Linked DNA regions of Homo sapiens: region 2 is linked to region 1. A link is a loop called in an ENCODE intact Hi-C map of the cell type or tissue named here. Cell type or tissue: PC-3. All regions are shown on one strand. Region 1 overlaps HECTD4 (HECT domain E3 ubiquitin protein ligase 4). Region 2 overlaps HECTD4 (HECT domain E3 ubiquitin protein ligase 4).

Region 1 (4,000 bases):
CACATATCAACACACAAGAATCATGTAACACATGCAGGGTCCAAGAAAATGCAAGTCACAAAAAAATACACATGACATACTACATTTATATAATAAAGTCTTAAAACACACAAAACTAAAATAAGCCCTATATTGTTTAGGGCTATATGCATAATATGATAAAATAATAAAAGCAAAAGAAAAACAAAATTCAGAAGGGCAGTTTCCTATGTGGAAGAGAGGGAGTGTTGGTCTTGTACAGCTGACCAGGAGCTTTAAAGGTACTAGTAAGGGTCTATATCTTAACTGGATGGTAGGATCACAGGAAAATAAGGGGTGTGTGTGTGTGTGTATGTTTGTGTGTGTATTTAAAATGGCTACTCAAAAGATAGAGATACACAAACATGCACATACACATCCACTCAGACCTTTTAAATACAGACAGTCCCTGACTTACGATGTGCTTACATCTAGATAAACCTACCATAAGTGGAAAATGTAAACTGAAAACACACTTTCAGCCAGGCACAGTGGCTCATGCCTGTAATCCCAGCACTCTGGGAGGCTGAGGCAGGTGGATTACCTAAGGTCAGGAGTTCGAGACCAGCCTGGCCAACATGGTGAAACCCCGCCTCTACAAAATATACAAAAATTAGCCAGTCATGGTGGTACACACCTGTAATCCCAGCTACTTGGGAAGCTGAGGCAGGAGAATCGTTTGAACCCGGGAGGCAATGGTTGCAGTGAGCCAAGATTGCACCACTGCACTCCAGCCTGGGTGACAGAGTGAGACTCAAAAAAAAAAAAAGAAAAGAAAACTCACTTTCAACTTACAGTATTTTCAATTTATGATGGGTTTTTCAGGATGTAATTCATCATAAGTCAAAGAACATCTGTATATGATATAATTAATAATAAAAAATTGTAATTCCTATTGGTTGTTATTCCAGTACTGGAAAGCAGACTAAGATCACCATCCCCACTGCTGATAAGCACGAAATGGTTTCTCTAGAGATGTGGCTCTATCACTGTATAATGAAAGTATTCCCAATGCAAGGTGTGATGAGCCCAAGTGCTTCACATTTTTAGAAACAGTGTGAGCTGATGCACAAGCTACACTTGGGATGATGCTGCAATCAGCTCTGCCTCTGGAAGGAGCTATTGCTTGTCTGGGAGACTAAAGCCTAGACCAGGAGCTCTCCCATTGAGGTAGGAGGGAGAAACTGTCTTCCAGGTGGCATCTGGCAAGGTCTAGAGATATTTTTGGTTGTCGCAAGTATAGACGAGCTACTGGCATCTAGTGGGTAGAGACCAGGGATGCTGCTTACATCCTACAATGCACAGGACAGCCCCACAGCAAAGAATGATCTGGCTCAAAATGTCAATAGTACTGAGGATGAGAACGCCTGGTCTATAGTGACCCCTTGATAGAGTGTGTGCAGTAAGGCTAACTATTGCCATATGACATTAAGTACAACAATACCATCTCTCATAAAAGATATAGAAAGCCCCTGTTTGCAAAATTTATCAATCCTCAGAATTGTGCATAGGAACGATTCTATTCATGTGCCGAATTTGACAAATTTTATATATAATTATTAGGTACCAGAAGGATGCTGATAGACTGCATGCTCAAGGGTGGGGATTTACATTAATTCATCTTTATACCTTCTGCATTCAAACCTCAATGTGTCTTGAATAGTTTCTCCTGAAATGAGGCACAAAACACAATACCTGGCACAAGGTAAGCACTCAATAACATTTACTAATATTATTTTTAAAAATCTTTTTCGAATTAACTCTAAACTCTTGTCAGTATAGCTTATAGCTTTGTCTGTTTTGCTCACCAATGTATCACAAGTGCCAGAGAACTTGGCACATAATAGATGCTAGACAAATATTTACTGAATGAGCAGCAGATTAAAAATGCTACCTGTCAGTGCACATACATTAAAAATGCCACCTGCTAGGGAACATACATGCTCCCCCAAACAAGACAAACAAGCTACAGAAGGAGCAACAGACACAATAAGGCACCACTTCCAAATGCACTCCCAGGTCAGCACTTCTGTTTGAGACTTCTGACCCTTCACCTTTTTTAAGATCAGAGGCATTAACCTGTGCCTCTAAACCTGTGGTTTGTAACTGTTTGGCTGAATGTGAATATGCACCCAGTGACTACTCAATAAAAATTCCCAATAACTATGGCTGACCACTAAGTCCCTCTAAGAAACATAAGAAAGGTTACCTATTTTATGCCACTGAATCTTGCCCTTCCTGTCAATTCCTGCTCACAGCTGTGCCTGACTAATTAAAACTCCCTGGAAACCTCGTCTATCGCTTTACGGGTTATTTCTTCTGCTACATCAAAAGACTCCACTTTAGAATTCAAATCCATCTGTCTCCCTCAGTCTGCAAAGAACAAATGTTCAGAAAAACTAACCGACTAGCTAAAATTAAATGTACCTTTCCCAGCTAAGACTTAATATGTGTTGGGGGCAGGGAGCAAGCAATCTAAGGATAAACCACTAAAAAGAAGATAAAACAAAGCTTAACCATATGAGATAGTACTTAGATAGTCATTCAACTCCCATCTTAGCAGACCAGGGACAAATCCAGAAATTCTTGGTTGAAATGGATTTATATCCAAAGGCAAAATTTTCTGGTGAAGCTAATATATGACAAACATTGCTCACCCAAAATAATATGACTCTAGACCCCAAAGGTTTGCTCATCCATTTTCCTCTCATTTGGACCTCAGAGAGCCTAAATTGGCTCATAACCTATAGCTTCACTTTTTGATATATGAAATGATTTATTGTTGAAGGCTAACTATTGCCATCTGACATTAAGTACAATAAAATCTCTCACAAAAGGATTTATTGTTGAACTATTGGTCCTATCCCATGATCAGAAAAACACTAAAGGCCGGGCATGGTGGCTCACACCTGTAATCCTAACACCTTGGGAGGCCAAGGCAAGAGGATTGCTTGAGCCTGGGAGTTCAAAACCAGCCCGATCAACACAGGAAGACCCTGTTTTCAACAAAAAAATTAAAAATTAGCCAGTTGTGATAGTGCATGCCTGTAGTCCTACAGGCTCAGGAGGCTGAGGTGGGAGGATCGCTTGAGCCTAAGAGTTTGAGGCTGCAGTGAGCAATGACCGTACCACTGCACTCCAGCCTGGGTGACAGAGTAAGACCCTGTCTATTTAAAAACAAACAAACAAACAAAAAACAATAAGAAATGTAATCTAGTTTTTATGACCTTTCTTTGGAACCTATAACTTCAAACTTCTAAGAATTGTTTCAATTATTGAAGTAAAATATATAAAATTGCCTGATCTTAATGCTGCTTTTACTATCGCATCTGAGTTACAGTTTTGCCTAGAAGTAATTACAGGATGAATACACGAAAATATTCTAGAACACTGAAAAAAACTCTAGTGCAAAATGGATTTTAAGCAAGAAGTTGCCTCTGTGAGATCTGATTAAATTTTTGCTGCCAAAACCACGTATGCCAAATTATGCCATGTCATACCTATCTTCTGTGATGTCACAAGACATCTAAAGTTCAACTTCTCTTTCCAATATGCTTTTTCACCAAAGAAATCCTTTCCCTAGTAAGCAATGTAACAGTTAAAATGAAGCATAAATCACAACCAAAAAATTTTACTTCTTAGAAAGTTCCTTCAAAAACACTGTAATTTATTACACTGATGCACATGTAATTTACAACACTCTGTAACACTCAGAGGTTACTAGTAAAATGAAACAAGTTTCCTTCTTTTATGTTCAAAATCATATAACTGTACAATTTTAGAATTTCACAAAAACTCCTAAAGCTACAGCAAAATCACCTCCAAAGACATGTCAAATCTTTTTTTATTACACTGGAAATCTGCTGTACCAAATATAACAGAAAATAAATGTACAACCACTTAGGCTTAAACATATTTTTGTTACATAAATATGTTGTAAAAGGTTTAACCTGCATCCTTGATGTCCCACAGCACATAGGTA
Region 2 (4,000 bases), 88 kb before region 1:
CTGGGAAATGTACCAAAAGGATTTTTCCACATAAAGTCCTTTTTCCTTTGCAGGCAACACTAGCTCAATTTCAACCTTTTTGTTACCTTTGTAAAAGTTTGGACCGCAATAGCTCCTGACAGGCTTCTTCTTCTTTGGTAATTTCTGGTCCATTGTACAGGATTCTTAACATGGAACAAGCTAACACAGACAGACCTAAAGCCAGGTCTACCAGAAAGGGCAAGCCTCCTGAGACATCCTCCGAAGACTCCTACAATGCAGACAGGGGTAAACCACACTGGTCAGTGTACACTGGCAGAGGCTGCTACCTGTGCTGCCCCACACTGCACTGTCCCCAACCACAGGGTTCTACAGAGCAGCATCGAGTATCACTGCTAGGGGACACAGGTACAGCACCCAAATCATGACTAGATGGTGGCACTGGAATGACCAGAGTGAAGTCTCAACACATTTCTGGAGAGAAAATAGTTGATCAGACCCCATATACAATAGTACAAATCAAATAAATAGTACAAATGAAATAAAGAAGCCTGATTCTTTGATAGCTTCCTCTCTGTTGTGCCCACCTAAGTATAAATCACTATTTTGTTTTTTCACTTCCACCCTGTGCTCAAACTGTGATGTTGTCAATGACTGCAGTGAATTCATTCAAGAAATATTTACTGGGTGTCCTCTGTGTGCCAGCCATTGTTCTAGGTGCCTGAGATACATCAGAGAATGAAATGAAGATCCCTGCTCTCACGGAGCTTACATTCTAGCAGTTAATGCCACTCTGGAGAGTCTTAGCTTGGTTAAGCTTAAGAAACCTCAAAGTCTAAAATACGTTTTCGGAATCAGGCAACTGGAGGGGTAAGTAGGATGCTTAAGTACTCTGTTTTTTGTTTGTTTGTTTGTTTTTTAATTTTTGAGACGGAGTCTCACTCTATCACCCAGGCTGGAGTACAGTGGCATGATCTCAGCTCACTGCAATCTCTGCCTCCTGGTTCAAGCGATTCTCCTCCCTCAGCCTCTCGAATAGCTAGGACTACAGGTGCCCACCACCACATCTGGCTAATTTTTGTATTTTTAGTAGAGACGGGGTTTCACCAAGTTGGCCAGGCTGATCTCGAACTCCTGACCTCAGCTGATTCACCTGCCTCAGCCTCCCAAAGTGCTGGGATTACAGGTGTGAGCCACCACGCCCAGCCGGATGCTTAACTACTCTTAAAACCCAGGATCTAAGTGCTTATTTCTATTAAGTTCTATTGAGTCCTCTTTGCCCTGTGGAAAGATGCTGGGGTCAGGTCACCTCCCCAAACTTTGAAGAGGGAGCTCCAATCAATAGATTTATTTCTGTGCTGCTGAGTTGATTTTAGGTCATGGCTAGTTTTATTCTGTAAAAGTACTACTAACTGCTAGTAGTTGACTAGTGCCAACTAGAAGAGAAAGATGAAAGAGTGACTCATATTCTGCCCTGTTTCCAAGGCAAATATGCTGTATGTAATCAAGGCACATAGCAGATAGTACATTTTGTCCACGGCAGTGGTTAGATTCAAGTACCTGAGCGCGAACTGTGCAAGCAAAGCCCCACATGGCTTTATCAGGAGTGTTGTGTTCACGGCCACTTCTCATTTCAAAGGAGAAGGTGACTGTATCTCCTTCCACCTTAAAATTTAAGGAAGGGGGGGAAATGCACTTTAAAAACAAGATACACAATTTCAAAAGAGCAATGAATTTCAGAGGTTTACTTTCAAAAAGGACCACAGCAATATTTCACTCCTTTTCTCATTTGCTTTTTGATTCAAATTCTATTCCCTCTCATTTAGACAACCAGTCCTTTAAGTGTCTCTCCTGATGAGGTCGCCTTTGGGATGAGGCATCTGTGAAATGGGCCACAGTTGCCCATTAGCAAGATCAAGGTAAAGGTTAATCAAATCTTGAAAATAATTTTTTTTTTTTTTTTTGAGACAAGGTCTTACTCTGTCACCCGGGCTGGAGTGCAGTGGCACAATCATGGCTCACTGCAGTCTCAATCTCCCAGGCTCAAGCAATCCTCCCACTTCAGCCTCCTGAATAGCTGGAACTACAAGTGTGCAGAACCATGCCCAGCTAATTTTTTTATTTTTTTTTTGTAGAGACAAGGTCTCACCATGTTGCCCACGCTGGTCTCAAATTCTTGGGCTCAAGCAGTCTGTCCACCTCAGCCTCCCAAAGTGCTGGGATTACAGGCGTGAGCCACCTTGCTCGGCCTTGAGCATAATTTCTCTCTTTTTTTTTTTGTAATGGAGTTTCGTTCTGTCACCCAGACTGCAGTGCAATGGCGCAATCTTGACTCACTGCAACCTCCACCTCCTGGGTTTAAGCGATTCTCCTGTCTCAGCCTCCTGAGTAGCTGGCATGACAGACACACACCACCACGCCCGGCTAATTTTTGTATTTTTAGTAGAGACAGGGTTTCATCATGTTGGCCAGGCTGGTCTCAAACTCCCGACCTCAGGTGATCTGCCCGCCACAGCCTCCCAAAGTGCTGGGACTATAGGCGTGAGCAGCTGCACCTGGCCATAATTTCTAACAAATGGCTTGCCATCTATGGCTGAATTAAAGAGAGTCCATAACATATATGAAATAAAGGCCCCGGGAACAGACTTTGGAGACATTTTTGGGTTTTAACAGACATTTCAGTCTTATATTCATATTCCAGGCAGATACACAGTTAAGTAGTTTGAGGGCCAAATTACAAAGCATGGCACTAATTTCATCAGTTTGAGAATGGATAATTGTTTTTGCTCCAAAGGCCCAAATTCATCTGAACACATTAACTCAATACTTTTACACTGCAATGGCCTTGTGGTTCTAGGGTACTTGTCAACAGGGAGTGTAGAGGAGAACTAAGCTGGAAGATCTAGCAACCCTTTTAATCAACAAGGAAGAAAATGCTGTGACAACTTCTATGCATGGAGTAACTTGTGAAAGGGAGTGAACAGGGGTCTGATGTCCTACAAGTGAAAGGAGGGTCATTCTGAATAGAAGGAGTGAGCTGACAGGCCTGGTAAGGTGGCTCCACCTCAACAAAAGCCCCCAGGGCAAATGTTTTTCTGGGATTACAGTTAGTACTTGGACCTGTGAGGACTGCAAGTTCATTTTCTTTTCTAGGAAGCGATTATGACTGAATACCATACCTTCACCAAGTCTTTCGGCCAACCAGTTCCTAAGACACTACGGCTGCCATATCCCAGTGTGTTGCCTCCATATTCAGCAACCTTCCTACTGTTTGTGTTAGGCCCCGCATATATCACCAACTTCAAAACAGAAAATATACTGTTAGACTGTAAAAGAAAAACAAAAACAACATCTACAAATAAAAAGGCTGCAAAAACATTTGTTTAAAATACAATTATAACCAGGCATTGGTGTCATTATAGTATAACTAATATTTCCCGATTTTTTTAGGTATAACTGATACTAGTTTGGATGCAATCAGTCATTGGTATTTACAGGGAAGCCACAGAGTAATAACAATTCTTAATAAAAAGAAGTATACTTTTTATATTACCACACTTTAATTGGCTTGGGGACCTCACATTAAATAGTTATACTCAGTTATTGTACATCAATATTTTTGAAATAGCTATTTTAATGCTAATTAATAACAAATAACTCATTAATAACAGTTTGGCCCCTTAAGTCCTCCCCAAAATTAATAAAGTGAGCAAATACAGATGGAAATATGGTTATATCTAACACAACAACAAAATAAAAGCACCAAAAAAAATCAATGAATAAATAAGAATTTTTAAAAATGCAACAAATTGAAAATAAGCCATATATTCTTAGGATGTTGCTTAATGGTATAAAAAGAAAATGATACAAATTTGGGCCAGAAAGGGGGCTGCTGCTTCTTGGGTCAGTTTTCATGTATCAATATTTCTCTAATTCATTTATAACCAGCTGGCTGACTTTCTAATCGGCAGAAGAAACATTTATAGCTCATTTGGCATTCAAAGACTTCCATAGGAAAAAT

Evidence for each region. Hi-C counts contacts between places; a loop is a spot of excess contacts. Peaks named below come from ENCODE experiments on the same cell type or tissue, not always from the same donor. Only the 100,000 strongest peaks of a DNase experiment are listed, where the experiment ranks them.
Region 2: a loop joins it to region 1, with 9 times the contacts of the local background. A loop is called at or near these places in 2 of 110 quality-filtered maps.

What each region holds. Positions count from the first base shown.
Region 1 is chr12:112,339,269-112,343,268 of GRCh38, forward strand. The region is part of intron 1 of HECTD4 (HECT domain E3 ubiquitin protein ligase 4); the gene reads right to left. Among named protein-coding and RNA genes, the nearest start is that of HECTD4, 41 kb to the right of the region's middle. In PC-3, no CTCF peak of the experiment used is centred here; a DNase peak (open chromatin) is centred at 1,943; H3K4me3 peaks cover 790 bases; H3K27ac peaks cover 592 bases.
Region 2 is chr12:112,250,885-112,254,884 of GRCh38, forward strand. It overlaps HECTD4 (HECT domain E3 ubiquitin protein ligase 4), which reads right to left. Exons shown (of 76, transcript NM_001388303.1): 22 at 3,159-3,278; 23 at 1,540-1,644; 24 at 87-250. Among named protein-coding and RNA genes, the nearest start is that of MIR6861, 90 kb to the left of the region's middle. In PC-3, no CTCF peak of the experiment used is centred here; no DNase peak of the experiment used is centred here.